Regions from separate parts of the Mus musculus genome. Here all the other regions are linked to region 2. Evidence: chromatin loops called from intact Hi-C (ENCODE). Cell type or tissue: heart. All regions are shown on one strand. Region 1 has its middle 43 kb from the start of Apln. Region 2 holds the start of Utp14a (UTP14A small subunit processome component). Region 3 overlaps Zdhhc9 (zinc finger, DHHC domain containing 9). Region 4 holds the start of Zdhhc9 (zinc finger, DHHC domain containing 9).

Region 1 (8,000 bases), 260 kb before region 2:
TTCTGGAAAACTTGCAGGCCGTGGAGCTGCTCCAGGAACTGAGGTAATCCCAGAAAAGATGAAGTGATCCCTGCTTCATTTTTCAAGTTAGACAACTAGAGACCCTGTGGACAAAGGAGAGAGACGGGAACGTGAGAGCGAAGCCAGCAGGATGATCCTTGTAGACACTCAAATCTTACAATCTGAAAAGAATTAGAAGTAATTTTTTAAAAAGCAATTCCTTACATGCTTGACGTCCTTTAGTTTGTCCCGGCTGTTATTACTCACGGTTTAAAGTTACACCACATAATGAACTTTGTGTTTAATCCAGATCTTGGCTCTGGAAAATAGAAGACCAACCCAAACCTGAGCCATGATGGAAAGCAGAGGGGTGTGCTGGTCCCCTCAGTTGGGTGACACCTGAAACAGGGGGAGGGACAGGGGAGAGACAGGAGTGCACTGATTAGCTCAGCCTCTGCCTCAAAGCCTGGCTGCCCCCTGAAATCTGAAAGCAAGGGAAGATGCTGAAGTTCCTGAGTTGGGCTCCTTTTGAAGTTTTTCGCAGCCCCTTTGGGATGTAGCCATCCTGATAAGAATGAAGATACGCTAAAGAGAAGCTTGGGACCCTCCCAACTTGGCTATAAGTTGATTGAAACAATGCACCCATAAAGTCGTTTCCCATAGGAGATACATGCTCCTAAAAGGAAAGGCAGAGGTCATGGTGGCAACCAAAGGAGGAACTTAGCTCCCAAGATTCCACACAGTTTGGACAACCTGTCAGACCACCTTACAGGAGAGACAGGGTAGAGCTCATGCGGACAATGAAGGGTCAGTGATGGGGGAGACCATGGCATTGCTTAGTTATCCATATCTCTAGTCCTCTATTTAAATCTACTTGACAGTACCCAGAAGATGAACATGGGGAGGCATAGGCACCAGGCCTTTCTGTCCTTTTCTGGTTTTATTATTTTGCAGGGGTTGGGGGAGGTTTCATGACACGGGTTCTCTGTGTAGCCCTGGCTGTCCTGGAACTCACTCTGTAGACCAGGCTGGCCTTGAACTCAGAAATCTGCCTGCCTCTGCCTCCCCGGTGCTGGGATTAAAGGCGTGCACCACCACTGCCTGGCTCAGACTTTTTTTTTTTTTTTTAAGGACTTGTGCATTGAATACATATGTAAAACCCTTTTCTCTTGCAAATTTTCACTATTCCTTATTTGTTCAGTTGGCCTATTGAAGACAAATTGCTAAACCTGGCTTATTCCTAACAACCCTGGTAATGAGACCAGTCAAAAGTGCCAGCCCACAAGGTCCCCTGATGCCACCTGGTTTTCTCTCACTTCCCATTCTTTGAGTCTCAAGAATTGCTTCTTGGTACATTCTCCCAATCTCCTCTGTGGAGGAGATCCATGGTTCTTTTTGACTTCTTGTGACTCTAGAAGGGACAGGAATGTATTGGAGAACTGGGCAGTCATCTGTTGTGGTGGCCAGCCTAGACACCTGGAGGGACTGCATGTCCATCCTGAGGAACCACACTGTGACAGTCCCATGTCAGTTCTCTGAGTGGAAGGGGTTTGGTCACAAGTAGCTTTGTTTGTAAGGTGAGCCGTGGAAGAAGGCTAGTGATTTGGAAGGGTTTGAGCAATTCAGCCTGGAGCACCTTCCCCAGGCATGGCTGAGTCAAAGGATCTCACCTTAGGCTCTTTACCAGCAGGCTGCCAAGGGACAAAAGTGGACACTGTCATGTTTGACACCTCCTTCTCTTTCATGATCCCACATCCTTGTCATTCCAAGTTCTTTCCCACTTCTATTCAACTCTCTCTCTCCATCATAGCCCAAGCCACTAACCATCATCTCTCTGTGATAAATCTAAGACTGGGATGACAGACAGAGTACAAGCCACCTAGTTGAATTTGAATCTCAGGTACATAGAATCAGTTTCTACCTTGTACTACATTTGGGTCACACACTTAAAGCATTCTCTCTGTAAAGTTCAAATGTAACTGGACCATCTGTGTTTCATTTTGTTTGTTTCTCTTTTTTTCCCATTTGTTTTGTTTCTAAACCTAGCAACCAGACCAGCTTCACAGCCCAGCATCCCTTACAAAGCAGCCAAAAGGAACTTACAGACATTCAGACATGGCCATTGTCACTACTACTCAACACCATGAAATCCCTGCTCACCCAGGAATCAAGTCCAAGCTTCTCACGGGACACACAAGACCTATCTCTGCCTTAATGCCTCCTGGCCCTCGTCTTCATCTCATTCTGTTACCCTGAATCCACATTATGCCCCCAACAGACCAAATGCCCTATACTCCTCCAAATGTGCTTCTTTGCTTTTACATATACCAGTAACTGGAAGAACTCAAACTCATCCATCCAGCAACCACCACCACTGGCACACAACAAAAGACATATAGACCAAAGGATTAGAACAGAAGACTGGCCCCGAAATAAACCAAAGCACCTATAAGCTACCAGATTTTTGACAAGGGTGTCAAAACCATACACTAGGAAAAAAAAAGTCAACTTCTTCAACAAATGGTCCTGGGGAAACTAGGTCACACATGTAAAAGAATGAAATTAGATTCTCATCCTTCACCCTAATACAAACAAAAGTTCAAAGTGGATAAAAGGCCTTAACGTAAGACCTGGAACTTTGAAACTGCTATAGGAAAGCATAGGTAAAAGACAGGGACTTGGGCATCGACTTTCGTTAAGGGGCACTAATAGTCCAGGACTCAATACGGAGAACTGACAAACTGGGTTGCATAAAATTAAGAAACAATCACCAGAGTCAGGATTGGAGAAAGTCTTTGCCAACTATCCATTAGACAACAGGGGATGGCTATCTAGCATGTATAAAGTAAACACCAACCCCCTCAAATTCACCTCAATTAATATGCGCACTAATGAACTAATGAATAGCCAATTCTCAAAACAAGAAATACAAATGACCAATAAATATGTTTTACAAGTATCCCGCATCCTTAGCTATCAGGAACGTGCAAATTAAAACTGGTTTTGAGATTCCATCTCAACCCAGTTAGAGGGGCTATTACAAAACAAATCTTGGGGCTAGCAACATGGCTCAGTGGTGAGAGCACTCTCTGTTCTTACCGAAAACCAGGTACCAATGTGGCAGTTCACAGCCACCTATGTAACCCCAGCTACAAGGGATCCAACACCTTCCTCTAGACTCCACGGGTACTAGGAATGCATACGGTACACATGCAGAAAGGCAGGTAAATACCCATACATACAAAATAAAAACTAAGGGTTTTTTTTTAATCCTAGATAGAATATGGGGAGAGAAGCCTTAAATAGTGTGTGGGGTGTGAACTGGTATGGAGGTTCCTCCATGCACTGAAAATAAGACAACAAAATAATCCAGCCCGCTCCTGAGTATGTGCCCAAAGGACTCTCAGTGATCATCCTTTAGATTCTTGCACAACCATATTTATTGCCGTATCATTCACAATATCCAGAAGATGGAACCAGTCTAAATTCCCAACAACATGTAAATGGGAAAAATAGTACAGTAGACATAGTAGAATTCTATTCAGAATAGAATAGAATTCTACTATGAAGAAGCTTGAGATCATGATCTGAGAGAGTGGAGAGGACCTGGAGAATATTACATTGAGTAGAACAAGCCAGACTCAGAAAGACAAACCCTTTCTGTTTTATCTCATATGTGGAGTACAGGTGTAAATGTCCCATGTGTGTGAGGACGGGCATAGGAGACTTGAGAGATGAGGTATTAAGGGAGGGGAGGAAGGTAGAAAGAGTAGTGGGGTACAGGTGACCCAAAAACTGAAGAGGCAACAACTACCCAGGGGAAAGAGGGTATCAGAAAGAGGAGGGCAGGTGGAAAGGAGTGGGGTATTTGGGAGAGAGAAAAATAACAACAGATAATGACTGTGTGTGTGTGTGTGTGTGTGTGTGTGTGTGTGTGTGTGTGTGAAAATTCCATAATGAAATCCATCAACTAGTATGATAGCTTTTAATTTAATTTTAAAATAATTTACCTTGAGTGAATAACAAGGTAACAACAGTGTAATCTTTAAAATGAAGCTTGAAAAGCATTCCTTTTTCTCCTCCATATCCCTGCCTCCCTGAAGCCAAGCACAACCTGACCCAGCATTAAATGGCCCTTTACATTCATTTTCCTATTAAAGCAACCTATGTGGGTCAACGAGATGTATCAGCATATAAATGCACGCGCAACTAACTACATACACACACACACACACACACACACACACACACACACACACACACACACGCACGCACAAATAAACATCAATGAAATTATCATTTTAAAATCTATTTCTCCTACAGAAGAGTAGCCCTTAAAGGAAGTATCTAAGTCTTGTTCATCTTTGTTGTCACGGTGCACACAGCACTGCTGCTGGCCAGCGTGGAGCAATCAATAAAACTGTGAGGCGTGAATGAACCAAGAGGTGCGAATGAATGAAGTATTGATTCTGAAGCCGAAGCCTCCACAGGCCAGTAGAAGTGGGTGCAGTAACAGTAGTGGGCACCAGAGGGCAGTATAAGCTTAGTTTTGTCTGGTGGGCGGGGCTGAAGGGGAAATGGTGCCGAAACCTGACTTGGCTCTAGGCTTCAGTTTCAAAGAGATTTTCTGCTGTTTTGTTTTGCTTTGTTTTTAAATCATGGAAACAGGAAACAGGAAGGAACCTTAAGAAAGCAGTTGGTTCAATCGCCTCTGCTCACACAGTGGAGAGAAATCTCCCTATTTCTATTTAACTCCTTGTTTCCAGGAAATGCAATGCATCCTCTGGCTTGTGAGGACCAAATCGCAGGTTAGGAGATTTTCTTCAAGTCAGAGAACCAGTGAGTGGTAGCAGTAAGTCTGGAGTCCAGAGTTCTGCAGGCAAGACCCTGTGTCCTCACTGCTGCTCTAAGAGGGAGGTACTGTCCCTAAACTGCAGATGGAGGGAAGGCATCAAGGTGCTTTGGTAGAGCGGGACTCAAGCTCTCCAGATCTCCTTTGTCATGGCCCGGCCTTCCTCTCACTCAGAAAATTGCCTGACGTTGGGATACAGATTGGAGGCTTCTCTTTCTGGGTGCCTTTGCAAGAGTCGCCCGTCTGATGCAAGACTGCCTGCAGATCCCTACATCCTCAGCACCGAAGGACTCCAAAGGTTCTTTTATACTGGGAATCCCAATGGAGCCTCTGAGAGTTCTGGCAAGTGAGGCCCTGGGGTAGGAAACTAACGGGGGGGGGGGGTCCCTGCTCACTCAAAAGTGCAACCTGAGCAGGTGCAGGGCCAAGCTCCGAGTGTGCACATCAGAGCACTCAGTGCCCCGAAGCCTTACCTGCCTCCCTTGTAGGCCTGACGCTGGGAAGGACCTGGCAACCCATATCCTAGTCTTCTTTCCCTCCAGTGCTAGGCCAGCCTGGCCTTGGAGGAACTTCGAGGAGGCAGGGGTCTGTAGAGATTCTTAGAAGAAGGTAAGATGGATCCAGGGGAATCAGAAGAACACACACGCACATGCACACGCACACGCACACGCACGCACACAAGCATCCATCTCTACTATACATTTTCATCCTTCCTTCCAGAGGATCCCCAGAGATCTTTGTCCCTAGGGCCGCTCTTCGTGGATGGAACAACTCAGACATGCTATCTTCTGAGGTGGCTCCTTAATGGCAGGAAAACAATATGCCGTCCACGGGCCCCACCACAGTGCTCAGTGCCCAGCCCTGGCCAGTTTCCCCTCGCCTTGTTCTCATATATACACTGAGGCAGGAGGAGCTGCAGACCTGCAAACCAAGCAGATGTCTAGCCAGCCAGGATGTCCCCAACTTTCCACTTGTATCAAGGGGAGGAGCCAATGAAAGCTCTGAGACCTGTTTGCCAGTTCCAGGGCATCCAGAAGCCCTGCTCACACACTGTCTGGGAAATACCCACTGAGCACCGTGCTGAGCCTTAACTGCAGTACTGGAGACTGGCGATTAAGGAGCAAGCACCATTATTAGCCTCAGCTATTGTAGATCACAAGGCCTAGCATACCAAATTGCCAGGGGAGAAGCGAAAGGATTAGTAGGGACCCGTTAGTGAGTAAGAAGCGTCCTGGGATGAAGAAAGCAGGTTGCATTAGTTCACCAAATGCATTTTCCTTGCATGTCAAAACAAAAACAAAAACCTCCGAGCTTCAGTTACCTTGTCTGTACACTACACACACATCTCAGGGATGTAGTAATGATTAGATGAGATTATATATGCACTGCATATGTATACAATTAATACTAACTCTAGAGTCCTGTCTAAAGAAGAAGAGGTAAGGTTTTTCGTTGTTGTTGTTGTTGTTGTTTGACTTTGTTATGAGACAGGGGTTTCTCTGTGTAGCCCTGGCTGTCCTGGAACTCACTTTGTAGATCAGGCTGACCTCGAACTCATGTAGATCCACCTGCCTGTGCCTCCTGGGTGCTAGGACTAAAGGCATTCACCACCAGACCTGGTAAAGTTTTGATTAGTTAAAAACGACCATCCCTCCCCATCAAAGCCCTTGCAGAAAATACAACACTTAAATTGAAAGTCCCTTTCAAGTCTTATCTTGGTTTTGTTTCAGAGCGATTGAAGAAAGGTTATGATGGGGCGTGTGTGTGTGTGTGTGTGTGTGTGTGTGTGTGTGAAGCTTCTGGGAATAGGAGAGAGCAGTGAGTAGCAGCAAGGCCTGGGAATCAGAAGCGCTTGCTCTCCAGCTAGGCCATATGCTCCCGGTGCAAGTCTAGATACGTCACTTCCCTTCTCTGAGCATGTTTCCCTGGGTGCAGAGTGGGGATGACCACCCCTCCCTCTAAGACTAAGAGGATCGGATTAGACAGAGTAGAAGAAAATGAGCCAGTACCATGTACTAATAGTACATAGTAACATCAGTAGACATCAGCTATACCTTGTGTTATCACCAGCTCAGTAAGCAGTACAGAAAGATTTCCTTACGGGAGGTTAGCCTTGAATGGAGAAAAGATTTTGGAAAGCCTCTTCTGATAGGAGAAGATTCTTTAGTAAGTCTTCACAAAAATGAACTTGAACAAGATCCCCATATTCAATCCCCGCCCTTCCCCATGAATGATCTAAAGAGAGGGTCATGCAGGAGACATGGCAAGAGATTCGCAGCAAGGACAGAGAAGTCATAGGGAAGCCCCGGTAGCAGCATAGGCCTTCTACTCTTGATGGACATTCCGACCTCCTCAAGGGGCAGCAGAGGCCTAACTGTGAGCCAAGCTGTGTAGTCAGTCAGCTTCCTGCTTTGTGACCAGGGCAGCTCCAAAGCCCTGGGCCTGTCCTTTCAGCCTCCCCACCCTCCTGAAAAAAAAAATTAGCCCTGAGGAAGGGGCTTTTGGGGTCCCAGAAGATGAAGGCAGGGAGCCTGCTAAGGGAGTCGTATGCATCTGAATGGGGCTTTTCTAGAAACACTGCTCTGCCTCCCACTATGGCTTCCCTTGTTTCCGTATTTGAAATGTTGATGAATTCCTTGAGAGGTTTAAACAGTCACTGTTTGCTGCATCCAGGGAGTCAAGATGCCAAGTTTACAGGTCTTAATTCCCAGGACTTGTGAGTCCTTACACCACCACCACCACCACCCCCCCCCAGCTCAGTGATGGAGGCCTGCCGGCCTAGGGAGAGTTGTGGATACCACTTAACCTTGTTTGGATAGAAGTGATGTGGTAGGTTCCCCCCCCCCCCCGCCATCTGTATACAGTTGGTCAAGGGCATAACAAGCATCCTGAATTCAAAGCGTACCAAAAAGGCTTCTTTATTCCTCACACCGTGTAGCAAAGGTTAGACAACGGCTAGGGAAGCTGCCTGAAACCAGTGGCCTCCATGAACTCCAAACCATGGCTAAAAAGACCTGGGAAAGCAGGGAGTCCTGCCTCAGGCTGCCATAACAAAGAGCCAAAAAAAAAAAAAAACGGGGGCTTAACCACTTAACCAGGTGGCATCTATTCCTTGGTTCTGAAACCTGGGAAGTCAGTCTCCCATCAA
Region 2 (8,000 bases):
CTTATTCCAAACCATCATCTTCTCTTGCTGAGTACACAATGGGTGTCCTCTTGCTTCTTTTTGTTTGGTGGGTTTGGTCTTTCAAGACAGGGTTTTTGTGTAACAGAGCCTTGGCTGTTCTGCAACTGGCTTTAGATCAGGTTGGTCTCAAAGTCGCACATACCCACCTGCTTCTGCCTCCATAGTGCTGGCATTAAAGGCATGCAGCAACCACACCCAGCTTGGTTTCTGTTTCTGCTCCTGCCCATCTTTAATCCATTCTCCACACAGCAGGAAAAATATTTATAAAACGCAAAATGTCACTCATCTACATAACTACATATTTGTGACTCATTTTACTTAGAGTAAAATTTAAACTCTTCCATTATCCATGAGGACCCATATGATCTCAGCTCTATCTCTCTAGTCTGTTATTACCTTATTACTCACTGTGATCCAGCCACACTGGCCTTTCTGTTTCTAAAATATTGTAAGGCCTTCCCAACCCTGAGAGACTGTAAATACGTTGTTGACTATGACCTGATCATTCTGCCCTGATCATTCTTGCCCAGTTCTTTGCAAAACTGGTTCCTTCTTATCTGTTACGTTTCAGCTTCAATATGTCATTGACATTCCTATAGTTCTACATTAGAGGGAACTGGAAGGACTGGGTGTGGTGGTCCACACCTTTAGTCTCAGCATTTGGCAGGCACAGGCAAGTAGTTTGAAGCCAGCTGGGCTACAGAGCTACACAGGAAAACCCTGTCTCAAAAAAAAAAAAAAAAAAAAAAAGAAATCAATGTTTTTCTAAAATACTCTTATTGATATTGTATGGAAAAGATTAAAACATCATTTATTCATAAAAATATAATTTGAAGTGTCTTAGGGAAGTGGAAAAATTTTTCAAAGAGAGTAGACTAACCTTGTATTTTATTTTATCTTCTTAATAATAGTCTCTTTGCATCTTTTATGTAGGGGCATGATATGGTCTAATTACATAATTGGATGGAGAGACTAACTACTGAAAAACTGGTTGAAACAACTGTCATTATTACAGTTAACAATTATTGAGCCTTTGATGTATGACTGGCTACTCTGAGAGGTTTCCAATTATTTTACTGTTTCTTCTACATATTAATTTATTTAGTTCTCACAACTGCTCAATGTAGTATTATCCCTCTTTTTTGAGAAATGGTCTCCTGTAACTCAGGCTGACCACAAAACTCACTGTGTAGGCGAGGATGAGGTTCAACTCCTGGTCTCTTCTTTCTTCTACTAATACAGTCATTTTCCACTGATGCATACCTGGCTTTATTATCCAATTTTAAAGATTTAAAAAAAAACCCAAAGACACAGAGGGAATAAATGACTTAAGAATTACCAATCTTAGAGGAAAATAATGAGGTAAAGGTGCTTGCCTCCAAGACTGACCTGAGTTTAGTCCCTGAAACCTATATGGGAGCTGACTCCCACAAACTGTCTTCTGACTTCTATACACAGCATGCCATGTGTACCCCTAAGAAACACAAAACAACTTTTTGAATATGTTAAAAGGTAATTATCAAGTTAATAATAATAAGAAGAACTATGTTTCAAACACATATAATCTGGCTTCAAAACTCATATTCAAAATGCTACAATGTTCCTTTTCTATAAGATTTCTGCAATACCACAGATCTGAAAGGGCAAGAATCTAAGTTAATAGAAAGGCAATCATGACAGAAAGGTGGGGAGGTATTTGATAGAGTCAGGATGTAAAAGAGGTGGGGAATAGCTGAGGAATGGTGAGTCTAAGATGACTCTCATATATCTAACTTGATTGGATGATTTATTGATCAATTACAGAAACAAAGAATACAAGAGAACTCTGGTGGAAAAGGTCATCTCTGTTGTACTTGTGGGAACAAAGAAGGCACCCAGAGATAGTAATCTATAGTTTAAGAAAGACATATAAGCTAGAAGTGTAGATTTTCAAGTTCATATATCAGTTTTAAAAGCAATTTGCCCCAGGGAGAACATAGGGAACAAACATAGAGGGCCAAGAGTAAGCTTCTAGGGAATAGCATCACTTAGGGCATAAGTTTATTAGAAGCACACAACAAAGAAAATGGAAGAAGAGCCGGGTGTGGTGGCGCACACATTTAATCCCAGTACTCGGGAGGCAGAGGCAGGCGGATTTCTGAGTTCGAGGCCAGCCTGGTCTACAAAGTGAGTGCCAGGACAGCCAGGGCTACACAGAGAAACCCTGTCTTGAAAAACAAAAAAACAAAAAACAAAACAAAAAAAACAAAAAAGAAAGAAAGAAAATGGAAGAAGATGGTCATAGAGCTACCATCATAGAGGATACCAGGAGAGAGCAGTCAGGGAACTCTGGGCTAGAGTTTTAGCAACATTTAAAATTGACTGGGAGGGGAGCAGTGAGCAGGATGTAAAGTAAAAATAAATAATTTTTAAAAAATTGTCCTTAAGCCCACTGGAAAATTGTGTCTATGAAACCATAGAAAATATCTGCTTTGTTCAACAATGTATCAATAACTCCTAAAAACCTGGCACATAGTCAATGATTAAAAAAATTTTACTGAATGAATAATGAAAAACAAAAACAACTATCAAATCCCATATTCAATTCTGGGACCACAAAGACTAGAAAGTATTATTTTATTTAAGAATTTTAGAGCATTGCCGATTACCATAAGAAATTTCAGTGCAACCGTTGGAGAAAACAAAATGGAAATGACCTAAAAGAAATGGCAATAATGTTTTTATGCAAGAAGTCTCAGGCTGGTCAAAAGCATTTGACACCCTCCCCCCAACCCTGACAACCTAAATTTAATCCCCTGCAGCCAGATGGTGAAAGGAATTCCTACAGGTTGTCCTGATTTCCGCGTGTGCAATGGCATGCGTACACACGCGCGCGCACACACACACGCGCACGCACACGCAAATGCACTCACACACATAGATAGGTTTATTATTTACAAATTATGCCAGACGTGGTACCACAAAAGCATGTAATCTCAGCAGGTCGGGTGCTAAAGCAAGAGGATCACCAATTTAAGGCTAGCCTGTCTCAAACAAGAAAAAAAAAAAAAAAAAAAAAAAAGCAAGAGTTGAGAAACTGCAGCCTCATGCCTGTGCTGCAAGCAGTTTACTAGTGAGCTATGGACCGGATAAAATAAGATTGTGTGTGCGTGCATGTGTGTATGGGTCCTACTATGTTGCACCGGATGGAGCAAGAAGAGATCTTTCTGCCTCATAACACATTCTCGAGTGACATTTTCTTGTATAGGAAAAGGGGACAATGAGCTGTAATCACAGGTACACCGGCTCAAAAAGAATTTCTCTTCAGATGGATAGAAACTTGCTACGTTCCCGTCCCCTTGATCTGGCAGGAGTCCAACACAGTCTGGGGCTGGCCAGTCCAGAGCTGTGCGACAGAGTCCAACGGGGCCTGGCCCTGGAGGCTTTGTTTTGGTTTGATTGGTTTTGGTTTTAGCTCCGTCCCTGACAGCGCAGCACCCTCGCCCTCACCACACTAATCTCGGACCGCAAGAAAACCGAATGCCAGGGAACCAATACCGCCAACCTAAATAAAAACCTCTCAGAAGAATGGGGACCGGCAAGTCCCACCCACCGGCAGTGCGGACCAACTGGCAGGCAGCCGGCTTTTCCATCGACCAATCCTGGAGCGCCTACAATACTTTGCAAGCCTCCCCCTGGGCGGAAATGACGCGCGTTGTCGCGCGTGATTAGCGGAAGCAAAATTTGCTTTGCGGCAGGCAAGGAGCTTGCTCTCTCTTTGGTTTCCGTTCCTGACCCATGTGAGTTACCGGCGACAGCGATGAACTCTATCAAAGCTACGAAGGGGTAAGACGTAAAAGGGAAAGGAGATTCCCGGGTATTTTTGAGGGCTGAATTTCCTGTATTTAGGGAAGTGGAAGCCGAACTGCTGTTTGTTAGAGATTCGCCTCCCCAAACCCTGCCAGTAGTTAATGTATCGGCTAGGAATCCTAAAGTCCCTTAATTTAAATTGGCTTTGCTCCTCAGTTTCTCGGCTCTTAAGTTGCATCGCTGTTAGGTCTGATGGTCGTCCGACTCTTGGCAAAGTTACTATTGATTTCCCTTTATTTGTCACGTGCGCATTTTCTGCCTCTGCCACGCGCAACATGCGCCGTCTGTGAGAGTGCCAAGTTGTGCCAGACCTAACAGGTATTTCATGTTACCCCTCAACGTTAGAAAAATCTAAATGTAGTCGCTTTGGTAATGTTTGCTTAGTAAATACCGAGATCCACTGTTAAGTAATAGTAGGTTTTTCCTAAATTCTAATCACCTTAAACACCCATTTATACAGTTGGTTTCAACCATTACCCTACGTCCTCAGTTATGCGAACAAATTATCAAGATTACATTTTTAATAAGTTGCACTTAATCAAGGCACCTGACCGGTGGGAGATCCATAGAAGCATTAATAGAATGTTTTCGAATGTTTAAAAGGTTTCCCAGTTGGTGGCGGCACACGCCTTTAATCTCAGCACTTGGGAGGTAAAAGCAAGCCAATCTCCAAGTGTGAGGTCAGGCTGGTCTACAAAGCGAGTTCCAGGACAGCTAAGGTTACACCGAACAACTCTTGTCTCAAAAAATAAAATAAAATACACGTTTAAATAGTTAATAGGAAACTGCCTTTGCCTCAAAAGACAGCAGTAGCGTCAGTGGGAAATTGAAGCATAGTAAGTAACAGAAGTGCAGGGTCAGCCACTAACCAGTGTTGTCTTTCCCATGCCGATATTGTCATCTTGGAAGTGATGCCTGACCCCCTTCTAAAAACACTTTAACTAATTACCTTCTGTTTTGTTTTTTTGCACCTCTTCTCAGATAAGAATACTCAGAACTGAGCAAACAGATATTTGTTTAGATCAATAGTTCTCCACCTTCCTAGTGCTGCTCAACCCTTTACTACAGTTCCTCATGTTCTGGGGTTCATGACCACCTCCCAAAACATAAACCATAAAATTACTTTCCTTGCTTCTTCATAACTGCACTTTTGCTACTGTTATGAATTGTAACATGAATAATGTCTGAAATGCGGGATATCTGACACATGACCCATGGGAATGGACCTTTTGCCCCCCCCACACACACACACACCCCTGTGGGTTTTGACCCACAGGTTGAGAACTGCTGGTTTAAAAGAAGAGTTATTTCATGTGCTAATGTTTCTGTGTTGCCTTTTTAAAACAGCCTTCTGGCTTTGAGCCAGCAGGATGATCTAATGGATTTGACAAGCAACTACCCCTTGAGTGCCAGTGAAGATGAGGTAGGTGACAGCTGTTGAACGGATTCAAAATTAGGGTGAACAAAACACTCCTGGAGAGGAAAGGGGAATAAAAATGTGTGCGTGTAAAGAAGGTTACTAAAACTCTAACATATGCTATCTTTTTTTTTTTTTTTTTTTTCTGGTTTTCAAGGCAGGGTTATACAGCTCTGGCTATCCTGGAACTTGATCTGATGCTATCTGAATTTTAAACCTATTCCCCTGACAAAACTACTTACATTGTTTTTCCTCTTTCTCTGTGAACTATTTTAATACCAACACATGGGAAGCAGAGCCTGGTAGCTCTCTATGATTTTGAGGCCAGCCTGGTCTAAAAGGCAAGTTCCAGACTAACCAGGGTTACATAGTGAGACCCTGTCTCAAAAAGGGTAGTGGGAGTTTTCTCCTGGGGGGAGGGGAAACACTTCGATAACTGTGGCTATGAATTGAACTATTTTTCAGTGTTTCTGTATGAAAAACACTTTTTGTATCTTTTTTTTTTTTTTTTTTTTTTTTTTTTTTTTTTGGCTTTTCGAGACAGGGTTTCTCTGTATAACCCTGGCTGTCCAAGAACTCACTTTGTAGACCAGGCTGGCCTTGAACTCAGAAATCTGCCTGCCTCTGCCTCCCAAGTGCTTGGATCGAAGGCGTGCGCCACCACTGCCCAGCTAAGAAACACTTTTTGTAAAAACAGTATTTTTAGCTGTTTAGCTGGGATATTAGGGCTGGTGAGCTGGCTTAATGGGTAAGAGCACTGACTTCTCTTCTGAAGGTCCCGAGTTCAAATCCCAGCAACTACATGATGGCTCACAACCACCCATAATGAGGTCTGACACCCTCTTCTGGTGCATCTGAAGTCAGCTACAGTGTACTTATGTGTAATAATAAATAAATCTTTGGGCCGGAGCAAGCAGGGACTGAGTGAGCAGAGTTGACCAGAGTGAGTGGGGGCCGACCAGAGCGAGCAGATGTCCTAAAAATTTAATTCCCAACAACCACATGAAAGCTCACAACCATCTGTACAGCTACAGTGTACTCACATAAAATAAATAAATAAATCTTCAAAAAATAAATCAGGGCATTAGCTCCCAAGTTACCAAGGATTCACATTGCTTGTGAAGATCATGTTTGGATTCTGAAACAATTCCTAATTCCAATTCCAGCTTTGTAATTAGGGTGTTTACATACAATATCTCATCGGATTCCCCTCTTCTCTACCAACCAGAACCAACATTTTTATATGGACTTGTTTCCAAGTTGTCTCTTCCCTCCTTTCATTGCCCTGATGGAGTTTCCTTTTCTGTGTCTAGGGGGACAGTGATGGAGAAAGAAAGCATCAAAAACTTCTGGAAGCAATTGGTTCCCTTAGTGGAAAAAATAGGTAAGGGCCCAGTGAGTTGGGTATCTTATAATTAGCTCGCTCTTTCTTTCTGTGTGTGGGTATACATATGCTCTGTAGCACAAGTGGACATGACAGGGCAACGTGTAGACGTTCGTTCTTTCCACCATGTGGAGGATCAAACTCAAATAGTTTTGCTTGGCAGCAATGGCCTTTACCTCTTATGCCGTCTTGCTGACTATAACTGGCTGTTTCTGAGACTTTTATTGTCTCTTGTAACAATCCTAGCACCTGTGTGTAGCGTATAGTTTAAAAAAAAAAAACTATATGATTGTTGGCTACTTTCCTTATCGCTATAATTATATTAGAACATTTCACTTTGGGAGCTTTAATTTACCTATAGTCTTTTGAAGCACTGAATCCATACTAACCCCATTAAAGAAGGGAATTAAATTTTATCTCCATGGTCAATCATTTGTAAGTCACAAGTCCTGGGTTCAAATCCAGTCGTGCTTAGATCTTTTCCTTGTACAACATTGTATTTTTCAAGGGCTGAATCTATATTAAAAGATGAGATATGGATCAGGTTATAATGTTTAGGAATAGTTTGGTTGCTCAGTGACAAAAGCAGACCGTTGGGGGCGGGGCTATAAAGGCAAAGCTGCCTTTGAAAAAAGAAATGTTGTACTTAAAGGTGTAGCTCACTAGTACTGCACCAGCATAGCATATATGAAACCCTAGATTCCAGCACCTTAGAAACATAGTAATGAAAGTGTTAGTGTTCCCCTTGTAAATGTGTTTATTTCTATGATATCATTTCTCCCCTAATTTCAGGTGGAAATTGCCTGAGAGATCTGAGGCTGGTCTAAAAGTGTCTGAGTTTAATGTTAGTTCTGAAGGTAAGTAAGTTTTAAAAAGGTATTTATGCATGAAACCATAAATATTTACCTGTGAGAATGGGTTAAGGGTAGTCTCATGAAGCATGCTAAGATCAGTACCTCCTGCGGAGCTCAGTAAAATGCTTATTGCATAAAGTGACTTGAATTTTTTTTCTTTCTTTCTTCCTTTCATTTTGGAGACACAGTGTTTGTGACCCTGGCTGTCCTGGAACTCACTCTGTAGACCAGGCTGTCCTTGAACTCACAGAGGTCCGCCTGCCTCTGCCTCCCAAGCACTGGGATTAAGTGTATGTGCTATATAAAGTGATGGTAGCTTCCTTGTACCAGCTTAGCTGTTGTATATGTATAGCTCTTTAGTGTTCATAGTTGTGTTTGTATATCAGTTCTCTCGTGATGCCTGAGTTAGAACTGCAGGTATTCCACTGGAACTTGAGGAAATCAATTTTTGTGTAGAAAAGCTTTCCCCCAACAC
Region 3 (8,000 bases), 64 kb before region 2:
CTCCTGGCAATCACTGGCTGCTGGAGGGTGGGGAGCTATATTTTTCGTTAGGAGTGCGGCTGCCAGATAATAAGTGACCCCCACCCACCCATGCACACACAGACAGCATTAACTGGACCTTTGTGTTATAAAGAATCAAAAGAAGAGGCCATGAAGGTGGGAAAGGCATGTGTTGGAGGTTCTAGGGAATGGGGGGGTATTGAAGGTGGATAGGACCAAGACATATTGTATATATCATGGGAATTGTCAGGAAAAAATTAAATATGTTTTGAAAAAACATCCAGTTTTAATATGTATTTCTCTGATTATTTGTAGGTGTGGACATATTTCCATGTCATTTGGTAAGTAAATTTCCTGTTTTATGCACTGCCTGTGTTTTTCATAGAGCATCTGTGCTTTTTAGAAAGTCAATTTATAAGTTGGGTATGGTGGCATATGCCTTTAATCCCAGCACCTGGGAGGCAGACACATGCAGATCTTTGTGAGTTCTAGGGCAGCCTGGTCTACACAGAAAGTTTCAGGGCACCTAGAGATACATAGAGAGATCCTGTCACAAAAAAAATCAACTTGTATAATTATTTTATTATTTTTCTTATGTGTATGGGTTTGGCTGCATCCATGTCTGCACCGATGCATGCCTAGTACCCACAGAGGCTGGAAAAGGGTGTCAGATACCCTGAAACTAAAGTTACAGATGCTATCATGTGGGTGCTGGGAATCAAACTCGGGTCCTCTGGATAGAGCAACCAGGATTACTAACCACTGAGCTATCTCTTGTGTGAGTTCTTCCTATTTAAGAATATTAATAAGGAGAGGGGATTCTTCATGAAACCTTCACATCAGATCTTATTTAAATAGCATTTCCTAGTCCATTTAAAATTAGTTGTGATTCATAAAATCCAATCCACGTATCAATTCGGACCACATAAAGAAATATACATCTCCCCCAACTACTGCCTGAAGAATTGGCTAGTTGGAAGAAAGCAAGGCTCTCTCAGACATGATATACAGCATATAAAATGTTAGAATTACATCAGTGATAACAGCAGTGTCACATATATATATACCTATCAATGAGCAGCTTTATTATGTGTGTATGATCTTCTCCGGAGTTCAGCACAAAGTAGGAAGTATGTATAACTAAGCCCATATGTGCAGATGGAAGCACAGACCTTGTATTCTGCATGCACACCTACACACATGTAGCAAGAGCAAAGACATTAAAAAAATAAATAAAGGCTTGGGCATCAGACCGAATCAAGTATCATCTTATGCCAATTACACAAACTTACACAAAGGCACTTCAGTGACATCATCTGTAAAATGGGGGTGATACTGATTTCTGGGGGTTGCTATGAGCCTTGAATGAGAGAAAGGAAAAGTACTCAGCACAATGCCTAGTACATAGTGGGAACACAAAGAGGGCCACTTCTGCCATAGGCATTGCTCAGAAGTGCCTTCCAGTGGATGATGCCGTTCTCCTCCTTTGTAAAGTGGGCCACACCCAACTTGGATCCAGTACAGGAAAACTGAGATTTCCCAAACAGGTATTGTTCTCCATTTATCAAAGACTTTTTGGTTGAGACCATATCTCCATGAGTATAGCTGATCTGCTGCTGCGTAGGAGATTCCTTCCTATCTAAATATACCTTGTTTCCTATCTGAATCTCCCTTCTCATTCCCACTGAATTTTCCCAAGAGCCAATGTCCACTGTGAGACCCTTTGTTCAGCTGAGCCTATCCCACAGGCAATGTCCCCTTGGTTTTACTCACCCACACAGTTGTCACAGATGCTACAATGGGAGGCCCTGGGAGGCCGGAAGATCTTGCATGTATAACAGTATTTCAGTTTCACAATCTGGTTGTTTATCTGGAAATTCTTAATACGAGGAGGTGGTCGCTGGCCCTGTGGCACGGCACCATTGGTGGCTTCTGTAATCAGTAAAACAGCTTTAATTCACTGCTATTCTTTGTTTGAGTCCAAAGTCTCCAAACATGCAGGCCATGAGAGGTAAGGGCTCTTCTTTTCCAGGCAAACACTTCTAGACTAGGATTTCAACATCACACCACACCCGGTATCTGCCACACATCTACTGAATGCTATACAACTCTGTGATGTACATGTGTCTTCAAGGGTGTTGGTTTGAAAATTTTAAAAAGAAAAATGGCAAGAATGTGAAATCGAAGTGTCTATTTGACTAATAATCACATTAATAAAATTAAAACATAGTTTGACATGTTGGTCATATGCCTTTAATCCCAGCACTCAGGAGGCAGAAGCAAGTAGATCTCTGTGAGTCCCAGACCAACCCAGTCTATAAAACAAGTTCCAGGCCAGCAAGGGCTACATAGTAAGACCCCATCTCAAATACACACACACACACACACACACACACACACAATCACTATTTCTACCTACTATAATTAACAAATATCAAAAAGAAGATTAATACATTGTACCCAGCAAGGTCAAATTTATCTTACCAGTGAACAACGCATTAGCAAGTACAATAACTTTAAATGTATATGCTCTATAGCCTAGTAATTCTACTAGCAAAAGTCAAAGAGAAGTACAATTAAAAGTGTCCTTCTTAATAGCAGCGCACGTGTGCGATCAGAGCTCCTGGGAGCTATAAGCAGTAGGATTAGGATTTTGAGGAAAGACTCAGGTACAATACACATTAGAGACCAGCCTTGGCTACATGAAACTCTGCCTCAAACAAACAAGTCGAGAGGGAAGGAACACGCTCAAAGTACATTATATACTAATAGGAAAGTGTTCCTGTGAAGCCTAGTGCCATATACAATCAATATATGCCAATTAAATGAATATTTCAAGGGCCTGGACAGACGGCTCCTCAGTTAAGAACAATTGTTTCCCTTGCAGAGGGCAGTTCACAACTGTCTGAAACTCCAGTTCTAGGGATCCAATGTCCTCTGCTGCCTCCGTGGGTACTCCATTTACATGGTGCACTTACATACATGCAGGCAGAACACCCATACACAGAGAATAAAAAAGAACTGCATCTCTAAAAAAAATGTTTCCAAACCAACAAGGAGGAAAGGCTAGCGAAGACAGCTCAGCAGGCTGAGTAAGGCATTTGCTGCCAAGTCTAATGACCTGTTTGGTCCCTACTGGATGGAAGGACCGACTCCTGAATGATGTCTTCTGACCCACACAGACACACATACACACAGTGGTACCGGCAATTACCACTGCAAAACAAATGCATGCACACATCCATACACTGAATAAGAATTATTTTATGATAAATTCCTTTTTAAAGGGGGTAACTTGTTTGTATCAAAATGGCTGTATTTGTATTAAAGACATAAAAGAAAACCACACTAAAACATTTCTATGGTAGGTTATTTTAAATATCTGATAATTCCCTTGACTTCACTCTTAAGGAGTCCTTAATTAGTCGGACAAAGGGTACAAACCCTTAATGCCATTTTGCTTATTGCCAAACTGCTTCCCAGGCAGACTGTATGGATTGGCATGACTCTCCATCCACAGCATATGAGAGGTGCGGGGGCTCCCTGCACCTTTGCCACAAAGTATCATTCGAAAAGCATTGGTTTTGATTTTAAAACCATCTGCCATATGGAACATTTTTCCTTTTCGTGCAGAGTGGGGTAGGTGTTGTGAGAAGAAACAGTGACAGTGTGCAACAAGGCCTGAGAAGACCAGGCTAGCTGTTCATAGATGATGTAAGTGTTGACATGCCACTTTAATATTTCCTTATGTGTGCTGTACAGGAGCATGCACGGAACACAGGGTTCACGGCAGAAACCAGGGGAGACCTGGGAGTAGAACAAGGAGTACTTAAGAGCAAGATAGAGGGGGAATTGTTCTTTTGTTCTGTTTTCTTTTTTCTCTAGCTGTATTACTGTTTCATAGACTACTTTCTCATCCGTGTATGGGTTCATCTTATGACACCAAGCCTCGCCTCTACATTATACTCACTATCGTTACACTGACCTCACCCCATGCAGTTGGAGCCAAGACATGTATGTGCAAACCGATTTCTTCTTGGCTCAACTAAAACTGAGTTTTTCCACAAAGAAATATAAGCGTGAGATGGAGGGGAAACAGTTCAAAGAAACAAACACAAAGGAGTAGCAGCCTCCAGGGCAACATCAAAGAACTAGCAGCCAGTCACAGACTGGCACTCTACTAGCATGGATGCTTAGCATGACAAGTTCTGGGTCACAGAGCTTGTCATACAGCTCAGTAGTAGAGCACGTGCTTAGCATGCCCGGGGGTGGGGTGGGGGGCTGGGCTCAATCCCCAGTACCAGGGGACAAAGAAGTGACAGACCAAGTCCTGGGTCACTTTTTTCTACTCTTATCTTGTTTGGATATGGACTCAAGCTACTGTCAAAACAAAATTGTGAAACACTTAATTAACAATGTAGCCACTGCTGCTGAGCTAGTAGCTCCCCTCCCCCGCTTGCCTCTAGTGCTCGCATCAATGACTTCTTCGCAGTGGGAACTCCCAGGATATCTCCTTTCCAACCTTGGATGTTCTGTTTAAATTCGTGAAGCCCATATGGCTCCTGGTGGTGCTACATGCCAATCTCAGAGCTGCGGACTGTATAGTTCTGAGCCTGAAATCTGTCCCTTTACTCCTCTGAGTGCTTCCTGGTGCCATGATGGCACTCTCTCACTTTGTGCAACCCGCCCCCACCCCCAAAGCAGGAATTCTTGGTCAGGGACCCATGAATGCACTTCAGAAGATCTATGAAATTCTGAAACTATATCCAAAGTTGTAGGTATATGCAAAAAAAAAAAAAGAGCCTTTTTAGGGGGAGATGGTTTACAGCTTCCCTCAGCAAACTGATGTGTGATGGCCTCCTCAAAAATGGAAAAGACATTGTCTTGGCAACAATCCAGCCATACCTCAGTAACAAACTCCAGCACATGGGACAAGAAAGCACATGTGGCTTCACAGGCGTGTGGTACCCGTCTTTCTGAAGTCACAGGTAGTCACAGGATCTCAGAGAAAACAACTGGAATAGCAGACTGAATCCACAACTGCTATCATTACCCCCTAGCCAACGTGGCCACCCTCTATGTTACAGCTTGCCAACAGCCTCCCAGACTCACCTATTTCCATTTCTATGAAAGCTGCTTCATCTGGTAGTGCTCGAGGAATCACTCCAGGGTCACTGAAACTTGTCCTCAACAGCGTGGCCATGGAGAAAAGAAAGAGCATAGCGGCAAACACAGGAATGGCAGGAGACAGCTGAACAGCCAGGTAGCGACACCTGAAGAAAGGAAGCAAGTCAACATTTTGTCAAGTTTGTGCGTGTGTGTGTGTGTGTGTGTGTGTGTGTGTGTGTGTGTGTGTGTCCAGCTACTGCAACTGTATCGATCTGGTCTCTACAACAAGAACAGAAGATCTCCAGGGCAAATACTACATTATTTACTTCCCCCTAAATATTCCAAACACTTAAAATGTGATTCTGATAGTAGGTCATCAATGGGAGGAGAGGCCCTTGGTCTTGTGAAGGTTTTATGCCCCAGTATAGGGGAATGCCTGGGCCAGGTAGTGGAAGTGGGTGGGTTGGGGAGCAGGGGGAGGTAGGAGGGGATAGGGGATTTTCTGAGGGGAAACTAGGAAAGGGGATAACATTTGAAATGTAAATAAAGAAAATATCTAATAAAAAGGAAAAAAAGGGAAAAAATAAATCAATGAAGAAAATGTTAATAAAAATGTGATTCTGAACACATTGTATTTTCAGTACACACTTCATTGATTGAGGTCACCTATGGCATACAAAAACAATCTCTAGGGAACTCCCTTACACGTAAGCTAACTCATACCTCATATAACTCATGCCTCTTATCAGGCCCCTAGGAACAGTGTGTCTGCCTCGGGAAAGGTTCACACTGGCTGGGGACAGAGAAGTACCAGAGCCTGGACTTGTAAGCACTATAGGGAACTTTTGCTCTGAGACCACGCAGAGCTGTTCATCCACTCATCTGGCATTAGGGCTGAGCTTGATGACGAGGAGAAAAAAATAGGGACAATCAGGAAACAGGCTCACAGTGGCACACAGAGGGGATATCAGCACGCTTTAAGAGCAGCGGAAAGCTTCCAGGCTGCTGATTGAGTCTGTAATATCCATTCATTCGGTCTCCTCAAATAGCTCAGCTAGTGGGTGATGAATGACCATCAACGATGGGATAAGAAACCTCCTTAGCACCACTTCCCAACACCATGTCTATTTCTGTCTTTCCTCATGATGCATCTTTTCCTCTCCATATCCCAAATGGACTTATCTTTCAGGTCCTAGAAACATCACTGTCATTGTGGCAACTACAAGTTACCATCTACCAGGCACCATGTTAACTACTTTAAACACCTTATTTCATCCAAGACTCACACCAAAGCTACAAGGTAGGACCTCTTATATTTATTGATAGATGAAGAATTTGGGACTTAAAGAAGTCTTGTCTCCTACAAAAGGCCTATGAGAAGTGGCATTCCATTCTCCCTGTCCTCTTGCCCGTCTGTAGCTTCACTATGAAGGCCCTGCAGCATTTCCCAGCTCTCTATCAGTACGTTGAGTTTACCGCCCTCAACTTGACTTCATAAGAACAAGAAACTGGTCTCCTGGAACCTTAGGTTCAAATTCTGGTTCTACCAACTCCCAGTTGGGTGACAGCTGACCTGTAAAATGGGGATAATAATAGTAGTCCATGAGGTCATTGTGTGGACCAGATGCACCAGTATAAAAAGTACTTAAAAGGATACTTGATACATCATAATACACACTAAGTAAATGTCCTTTATTACCATTAGCATCTGATTTTAGATCTGCTAGCTCTCCATTCAAGTAAGGGAACAAAGAAGCTATCAATAAATACTTGTTGATCCGGACTATCAAACGGAATGAATGAGAGTACGTGTTGAACAGTATCACTGACCTATTTTTATCTATCTCCTCCCGAGGCACATTTCTCCTTGAAAACAGAGATCATCACTGGACGCAGACTATAAGTGGATGAGCAAGGAGTGGAGGGAGAGCAAAGAAAGGAAGCTAGGGAAAAAGCTTACTTCATCAGCACAGCAAATGAGTGAGCTGCAGTCTATTCAGGGCAAATGGTTAACCCCAGGCTGCATGTTTGCTCCAGTTGTAGAACAAGCCCCAGGAGATACTCCCCTGCCTCCCTTCCACAACATAACTGCACAGGGAGGGGGTTGGGAACTCACTGTTATATTAGGCTAATCAGTATTTACAATGAAAGGGAGCATATGTATTGAACCCTGCAAAAATGCTTTCAATGGCCTATTCGTTTTAAAATATAATTCGTGGTCTTAAGTTTTCTTTTTTAACAACGTGTTTTCTTCTAAAAGTCAAAAGGACATGGAGGGAGCGTGTCAGAACAAAAGGATCTGGCAAGTGGGGTCCGGGTAACTAAGGGTCATGCATATTACTAGTTTGTAGACTCCTTTCCATTCCTCCCGTCACAGGAACACATAATCAAAAAGTAAATTCAGAAACAAAAGTCACCACCACTTGCCAGAGAGCCAAAGGACACAGGAGAATTATAAAGTCATGCTTCATGAGCAAGTCAAGTGTAATTACTACAGTAAGAGAAAATGGCTATCTCCCTAGTCATTGATCATCTATAAGATCAATCTTCAAAACAAAGAAGCAATGTCTCCAGGACTAACTGCCTTGAATAGTCTCCAATCCACAGGAAAGAGGGAAATCTCATGGGGCCCCACCCATAAACAAAGAACTGCAGGCAACTAAGGAATGCTAAGAGCAGGAGAAATCGTCCTGGCCCCAGGGAAGAGTCCTCTAATTGCCCAAGGAAGAGCCCTCTAATTGGTTATCTTAACACTAAAAGGACTGAACAAGGTGTGTGGGTATGTTTCTAACAATAAAAACTAAAGAAAAAGGGGCCATATTTCTACAGGGAGTGGGAGGTTCGTGGGAGGGATTGGTAGGAGGAAAGGGAAGGGGAAAATCATGTAATTA
Region 4 (8,000 bases), 48 kb before region 2:
ATCCCATGGGCAGTTTTCTTCAGAGGCCTTCAGGGGCCTAAGTGGAACAGATCCAAGTCACAGTCTCTTTAAGCCTTCCAGGTACAGGAAAAAAAAAAAAAGGCCAAAAAAGCCACAGCTCTATACCCCATGTTTCTCTGACCAAAGCAGAGATTTTCTGGACCCAGAACTACCAACTCAGCCATAGCCTGGAAACAAGTCTCATCTCTGTCATGAGAAATTCCAATCATAAGCATCTAATGGCAGAGATAGATGGAACCAAAGGAACAAAAAAGACAGAAACTGACATCAGAATTCAATGTGTGCTCTCATCAAGAAGAAAAGCAGAAACGAAGCAGGAGAAACATGGAAAGTGGGAGCTGAAGGAAAGCAAACTGTTTTGTGTTATGCATAACCCTGCCTGGCTGGCTGCACATGCTCACTTGTACCACACGGAAGCACATGGTGCATGCACACACACACACACACACACACACACACTGAGCTATAAAACTCAGAATGAAAAGAGGTAAGAAGCCTTCAGCAACCTGCCTAACTTCACAGAAAACGTCCACAAAGTCAGAGGCAATAACAACAAAAGGACCTTTAGCTAAGAGTTCATTTGATCTTATTTTACCAGCGCTGTTATAGAGCATTATAACACTGTTCCCACTGCTGTTCCTCAAGCCAGCCGCAACCATAGAAAGGCTGGCAAAGTAGCCTCCAAATCACACTGAGATGCACAGCGAAAGCCTGGAGCCCTTAGAGAAAGGCAAAAGTGAGTCCCAGGGGGCTGCAGCTCCATTTGGTTGAGGAGCACCCCCTGGCATCTGCCAACCACACCCCAGGATGAGAAATCTGTTTCCAGGTCACCCATGGCAGGCTCACATCAGGTGTGGCCTCAGTAGACACACATACACCTCTTGTTTCCTCAAGGTCCTCCTTAATACAGTAATCCCAAAACAATTAGCACTGCTCCCATCCCTGGAGCCTGGAATCATTCTCTGCGTATGCAGTAATCATGCCACAGTACACAGTACACTAGACTCCAACTGGCCACCTCCCTGGAGCAGTGACCTACACAGGCTTCAAACAGTATCTCTAGTACTAGGTACAACATTGCATAAAAAAGTAACCCCAAAGCTAGCATCAGGCTTACACAGAACATTTATAATTTTTTTTATACTCAGTGGTTTTTTGTTTTGTTTTGTTTTTTTTTTTTTGAGACAGAGTTTCTCTATGTAGCCTTGGGATGCTGAGTGATTTTGGAAAGAAAGAACAACCCACATTTCAAAAGCACCTATATGGCGTTCCCACAGCTCCCTTGTGGTACAGCTGATGCTGGGACCAATCTTCAGGTTCTCAACTCAGTTTGGTTTTCAAATGAACAGCTAGGTAAGAACTAGGGCTTACAGAAATGGTACCCTGAATAGCAGATGAAGTGGATATTGGTGAGGGGTGTTATAACAACAAGGGTTACTCCCAGAGTTGGGAAGGGTTGAAAAGAAGTCATTTATCATTAAGTTACTGTCAGTGAAAGGACGTGAATTTTTATGACAAACTTTGTCAGGAATATCCCCACATCAGGACTATGAAATTGATATTAAAATTCTTGGCCTTTTTAGGAAGTGCATATTCTACTATAACCACAAAGTAGTGAATTCAATTAAACACAACCTATAGATATCGTTCAACAGAAGAGTAAAATCATGCAAGAACCACCACAAATGCCCAGGAGGTACTGTCATTCCTTGGACCCAAATTAACCATAAGGAGACAATTGTGTTCAATGAAAACTCACTCGAAGGCAAAGAAGAGTGTACATGTCCCCAGGATGAGGAAGAGGGTCAGGTAGAAGATGCCCTTTTGCCGGGCCATCATGACGCGGCCATCACAGCAGAAGGTGTTCCTGCCTGGGAGTTTCTCCCATTTCCGTGTCACCTTCTTTCTTACCACCATCACAGACATGATTACAGTTCCTGGTCCAAGATGGGCTTTGGGACTACTCGAGAGAAGATGCAGAGGCTGAGGTCAGCTTTAAAATCAGGTCGTCTACTAGTGTTGCCACTGGGTCAAACATTATCAAGAGCCCTAAGAAAAAGAAAGGGGTAAGGTGTTGAGACAAGAGTGACAAAATACAACTGAACCCTCATTTCCCAAAGACAGAAAGATGAGCACTGCTTGAAAGAGCAGGAAAGTTTGAAAATTTTATTTCTGATCTCTGTTTGGTCTCTAAGGAGGAAAACAAACAAACAAACAAACAAACCAGTTCTCCAGAGGGGGAGGGGACTGATATTTCTTAATCAATCCTGTTTCTAAACCCATGCTGGTGATTTTGATGAGCTATGATGATATGAGTCTTGGAAATAAGTAGGAATTCTGGAAGTAGCCACCCTTTGTACTTTCTACTGTACCACCATGTTCTTTAGTCACCTAAAGAAAGATATCTATAAAAATAATGTTTGTTGTTGTTGTTGTTGTCCTTTGTCCCTAAGTAGCCCTTCCCATACCTCCTCTACCTCTCCTTCTTTCTTCAATATTCAAATATTACTCACAGGAAGGAACAAGTAACCCTCTGGCTGGGGTAAGCTGTTCAGGGCATTCTGGAAGCATACACACATTGTATTTCCACAAAACAGATTTCCCCTAATCAAACCTTCTGTAACTTCTGGAGTCCGAAATGAAATCTTCTGGCTGGTCTAGTTTAACATTTGTGAGCCCACATCATATTGTAGATAAAAAGGCTTCCTTAAACAGGAGAGATCCTGGGATGGTTGGCAACTGATGCTGGGGTTGGGGGTGGCTGAGGGCGGTGGCAGCAGCTAAGAAAAGTCCCTTGGGGGCTTTCTAGGACATTTCACCAGTATCATAGCTCCATTCAGCATCCTGGATTTCCGGGCCTCGCCTTTCCCAGCCACTGTCATCCTCCTCTTCTCTCAGGTGCTGGGCTGTGTCCTCTACTTACTGGCACCACATGCCCCATGCTGGCAAGAATGAGGCGGAAGCCTGCAGCCCGATGAGCAAGAAACAACCAGCCAGAGAGCATTCCCGAGCTAGAGAGGGCAAAGGTCCAAAAGGGGACTAAGAGCCTAGCAACAAGATGGAAAGGTGTAAGGCTTGGGAAAGGGGAGGGGGCCCCAGAGGTGCAAAGATCACTTCCTTTGTGTAAAACTAACCTGGAAAACAATCTCCCCCCTCCCCCCGCCTCCATAAACTGACCCAGCAGAAGAACACAGACTAGGAAGGGGGACCCAACCTGGGAGAAGGAAAATTAAAATCCGTCAGAAAGCAGCGACCTGGTTCAGCAGCTTAGCGCCAGAAGCCAGGGCTGTGCAGCGGGCTCGTCCTCAGGAGGCCCGCCCTGCCTCCGCCACGCAGCCGACCACCGCCCCAGGCTGGCTGGGACGCGCGCCACATCCACACGCACACGCGTCCACACGCTCGTACACACTCACACACGCCCCGCCACGTGTAGTCACCCCCGGCCAGGGGCTCCGTGGCTGGCGAGCTGAGCAGGGCGGTGCCAACGTCCCTGGGTCCCGGCGGAGCTGAAGGGGGATGCAGCCCTCCAGAGAGCCGAGCCCCGGAGACCCCCACCCCCACCCCTTGTTACCTGAACAAGGGACACTGAACTCGGCCGGCAACTGGGGGCAGAAAGTGCACACTGTCCCGGGGGATCTCGTCAGCAGCCAGAGGTGGTAGCGACTTCTCCCTGACAGGGAGGGTGCCTCCTCCTGACAAGGGGCCCCAATAGTCGGGGCCCTAAACCAGCTGTGGCAACCGCCCACCGCTGGCGGAATGGAACGCTCCTCACGTCACCAGGTCGCTCCAGTAGTTGCTCGTCCTCCATTGGCTAAACGATCACAATGTCTCCATCCCGCCCCCAACGCGTACTACCATTGGCTACTTCGAACGTCACTCCAGAATCCCTCCGCCCACTCCCCCCACCCATCTCCTTGCTACAAGCCCACCTGCCAAGCTCCAGCCAGCTTCTCTCTGGGGTCTGAGCACCAGGACGCGAAGTGTTCTCGTCTATTAATATAGTTACGCAAAAGCGGAGGCGTAAGGTGGTGTGGACCGGACAAGGGAGGAGCCAAGAGCAGCCTCCCCACAAACACACTGAAGCAACACTAGCTCACAAATCCGGACTCTAACCCTGAATTCCGTCTTACCCTGGGCCTCTCCACTGCCGTTTGCCTTTAAATTGACCAAGGTCTGTTCGTGGGCATCTTAACGTTACATTCTCTGCCGCCTAAGTCCCATTCAGAAGCCTCGGACTCCCACGCAATCTCGAGGGCTTTCAGAACAGAAAAAGAATATGAAAAGAGATAACCATATCTGAGAATGTCATTTTGTGATATTGAAAACAAGTCATTGACATTAAGGAAGTTGGAGGAACTCCACTGAGACAACATAAATATTTCCAGGTAGATAATGATGCAAAGATTGCCAAAAGGTAGTTAATTTCTATTTTCTATTAGAATTTGAGATCTTGTTGGGTGTGGTGAAGCTAAGGCAAGAAGATTTGAAGCCACCCTGGTCTGACATTTGAGTTCCATGCCAGCCAGGGCTACATAGAAAGATCCTGGTTCAAATGCACAAAACAAAAGAACTGGAGATATTATGATAACAAAGGGAGGGGCATCCAAGGCAGAATTTTCATACATCAACCAGATTGATTCTTTCCTTCTGGTGCCTCCTGGCAGTTAGTTACTGTTACTGAGCCTCTGCTATCAACGGCTAGTAACACCATTTAGAAAATTGAGACTGGAGTGGGGAAAACAGTTGAGAATCACACTATTATATTATATTATATTATATTATATTATATTATATTATAGGGTGGATGTTACAAGGCACCAGATCTGTTTCCACCAGTATGACTGGTTCTTACCTTCCAAATAATATGAGGGATGTTTAAAAGTGACCTCTCCTTACCTACCACACTATGTTATCAACCCAGGTTTCCTAGAGCTTGACCAAAGTTTTCCTAGGGTTTCCAATAATAGTTGGAATTAGTTCAGAAGTGACTGCCAATGCTCTCCCAAAGGCAGCTTTGTGGTAGTTTTAATGAGAGACCACATACATGGTCAAGAATTATTATTCTTGGGCTGGTGAGATGGCTCAGTGGGTAAGAGCACCCGATTGTTCTTCCGAAGGTCCAAAGTTCAAATCCCAGCAACCACATGGTGGCTCACAACCATCCGTAATGAGATCTGACGCCCTCTTCTGGAGTGTCTGAAGACAGCTACAGTGTACTTACATATAATAAATAAATAAATCTTTAAAAAAAAAAAAGAATTATTATTCTTTTATAGTATTTTGCTCCCATATAATATTAAAACAAAATTCTTTATAATGATTATTCTTAAAACATTTATGATATCTTTCCACCAAAAAATTTAAAGGAATTAAAAACCGTGACCCAATTGTCTTACAAGAGAAATGTGTTATAACTAATTTGTAGTTGAAAGTGTGTCTTCATAAAGCTCCCATTGTTCCTGAGTGCTCATGCTGACTATAATCATCGGGTTATTTCTTATGAAGCCTATGACCAGCATTATTGCCTCCAATTCCTGGAGGCTACCAGTATTAGTACACACTTGGCATGGAAAGGACAGGAATTTCTCATGGCCCTATCAGCTCTCTGAATTCCAAAGCCTGTGCACATGAGATGCCCTTAGGAATCGCATGCTCAGCCTGGCTGCCATTCTTGTGAGTGTAGAGCAATCAAAATGAAGTGACCAAAGCAAAACATGCTTTGATCACCGCTCAGATGCAGGTGAAGCCTAGGAAGTTCTGGAATGAGCATAACAGGGCAATGCATTCCTGAGCTCTGCCCTTCCCTGGCCTGGGTCACATTCCCTCTGGGATTAAGTAGTTTTGTAAATCAGGCTTGTTTTATTACAATTTGTTGCTAGTCTTGCTCACTACTGAAAGAAAATTCAAGAAATTCTATATGGATAAGCATTTCATAGCACATCTTCCTACACAATTAAATCATTTTACAAAAATCCTTTAATTCTTAATAAAAAACTATAGACTGCGAGTTGGTTTTCCTTTCCTCTTTTCTTTTTCTTCCCTTTGCTATTTTCCACAAACTTCCCTACTTTATGCATCCAAATCCTTGTTAGGTCTTTTGAAGGGAAGGTGCACTAGAAACACCACTAGCATCCAAGGAGCACTAGAAACACCACTAGAATCTAGGGGCAGCCTTCCATTTTATAAGACAGCTCATGGCTTAGTGATGTATGTTCTGGCATGCTATTTTTTAAAGGATTTGTCTTCATGTTTATGGCATGTGTGTGCGTTTGTGCATGCATGTATAAGTGTAAGGTAATATTGAATGGGTTAAGATCCCAAATGCCACTACTGGATCGGACACTGCCTGTCAATGTCATTCCAGAATCACAGCCAAGAACAGACATGTCAAATTAGACCCTAGGTCACATTTGACCTCATGGTGGCTCCATTTTTCTCTCTACCCTTAACACTCACACCCAACCCAATGCACACGTGCCTCTTCTCACCCCACTTGCCTGACTTACATTCCCCTCCCTACTCTCTGGCTATAAATAAATAAGAGTAAACAAAGCATGAATGTCCTGCCCACACAAGATGAACTACAGCTCCTAAGCAAGATCTGAGTCTGTGGGACCTGGAATGATAAGAAGGATGAGGTTCTGTAGAGAAAATACATAAGTCTTATTTATGACCAGGCAGAACCAGGTTCAAATTTGGGCTACTTAATATCTGAGGTAACTGTTGGCAAGCAATTTATGTATTCTGTGCTTATTTTCTCATATGTAAAACAGAGCTACTACAGATAGCCCTCCATATCACACAACAATAGACTTTTAAAGTTTCAGAAAAAAAATAATACCTCTACTGAACATGTGGACACTTTTTCTTGTCCTAGTCTCAGACAGTTCAGAATAACATCATTTATATGCATCTACAGTGCAGTCAGTATCATAAGTAACCTGGATTTTAAATACATGGGAGTACTGCAAAGGCTATATGCAAGCACTACTCCATTCTCCACGAGATATTTGAGCATCCCTGCACTTTCAGATTCATGGGCATCCTAAGGACCAAATCACCTTTGGATAATGAGGAACAACTGTGTCTACTTCATAGAATTATAAAGGGTATTAGAGGTTATGTGTTCTAAATATTCAACGTATAGGAGAAACACAATCCATCTCCAAGTGTCACGGTCATGTATATGCAACCTGCCATCTCCTCACCCTCTTCTTTTAGTCATTTTGCTGAATAGAAGCAAAATGACTAAATTGAGATTGAAGAATGAGACCTGTACGTGGAACATGGTCTTCTAGCTGGGCTGCCTTGTCTGGCCTCAATTGGAGAGGAAGCACCTAGCCTCGAAAAGACTTGAAATGCCAGGCTCAGAGGATGCCCAGGGGACCCCTCCCCTCATCTGCTCAAAGGAGAAAAGGAGGGGGGATGAGGGAAGGGTTGTAGGAGCGGGTGACTGGGAGGGGGTTAATGAGCGAGATGTAAAGTGAATAAGTAAAAAATAATTAATTAATTAATTAATTAAAAATTTAAAAAGGTTCAGACAAAGCATTATGGAACAACAACAAATAAAAAAATCTCTAAAAATACTATTGAAAATAAAAGAATGAGATTCACTCTTTACTTGTTAGTCTCCATGACATCCATGTGCTACCATGTTCTCTTACTCTCTACATTCACCACTGAATTTAATTCTTATCTGACAGGCTGCTTGGTTTCCAAGTCCCTCACTTCACTCTAACTGGGTTAAGTTTGCCCAATAACCTTAGTCTAGTCAAACATTGTTCTTTAGCACCATCTTCTCCATGACTCCTGAGCACTGCTGTCATAGTCTCTATTTTAGCAGGTGAAAGAGAAATGGAAACTGCTTTCATTAAGCATCCTGCAGATTCACAGCACTATACTTAGCTTGTTGGCTCTTCTCTGAGTGTAAGCAGCACCATTAAAGATGTCCACACATGAAAGCCAAACATACAAAACAG

The links. Peaks named below come from ENCODE experiments on the same cell type or tissue, not always from the same donor. Only the 100,000 strongest peaks of a DNase experiment are listed, where the experiment ranks them.
Region 1: it touches region 2 in a loop (2.9-fold over the local background); 11 of 42 quality-filtered maps call a loop at or near these places.
Region 3: a loop joins it to region 2, with 9 times the contacts of the local background. A loop is called at or near these places in 10 of 42 quality-filtered maps.
Region 4: it touches region 2 in a loop (2.9-fold over the local background); 12 of 42 quality-filtered maps call a loop at or near these places.

The regions. Positions count from the first base shown.
Region 1 is chrX:47,988,281-47,996,280 of GRCm38, forward strand. No RefSeq gene overlaps it. Among named protein-coding and RNA genes, the nearest start is that of Apln, 43 kb to the right of the region's middle. In heart, CTCF peaks have their summits at 4,521 (motif pointing right) and 7,205; a DNase peak (open chromatin) is centred at 4,531; H3K4me3 peaks cover 211 bases; H3K27me3 peaks cover 1,261 bases.
Region 2 is chrX:48,253,123-48,261,122 of GRCm38, forward strand. It overlaps Utp14a (UTP14A small subunit processome component), which reads left to right and starts at 3,812. Exons shown (of 15, transcript NM_028276.1): 1 at 3,812-3,846; 2 at 5,218-5,293; 3 at 6,601-6,671; 4 at 7,464-7,528. The coding sequence starts at 3,821. Gm39511 (a long non-coding RNA gene) reads right to left here and starts at 3,670. Exons shown (of 3, transcript XR_882302.1): 1 at 3,614-3,670; 2 at 1,411-1,495; 3 at 1,214-1,288. In heart, no CTCF peak of the experiment used is centred here; a DNase peak (open chromatin) is centred at 3,649; H3K4me3 peaks cover 2,244 bases; H3K27ac peaks cover 1,122 bases.
Region 3 is chrX:48,189,448-48,197,447 of GRCm38, forward strand. It overlaps Zdhhc9 (zinc finger, DHHC domain containing 9), which reads right to left. Exons shown (of 10, transcript NM_172465.4): 3 at 5,113-5,273; 4 at 1,774-1,932. Among named protein-coding and RNA genes, the nearest start is that of Zdhhc9, 15 kb to the right of the region's middle. In heart, no CTCF peak of the experiment used is centred here; no DNase peak of the experiment used is centred here.
Region 4 is chrX:48,204,888-48,212,887 of GRCm38, forward strand. It overlaps Zdhhc9 (zinc finger, DHHC domain containing 9), which reads right to left and starts at 3,815. Exons shown (of 10, transcript NM_172465.4): 1 at 3,593-3,815; 2 at 1,781-2,070. The coding sequence starts at 1,947. In heart, no CTCF peak of the experiment used is centred here; a DNase peak (open chromatin) is centred at 3,854; H3K4me3 peaks cover 1,810 bases; H3K27ac peaks cover 1,290 bases; H3K27me3 peaks cover 229 bases.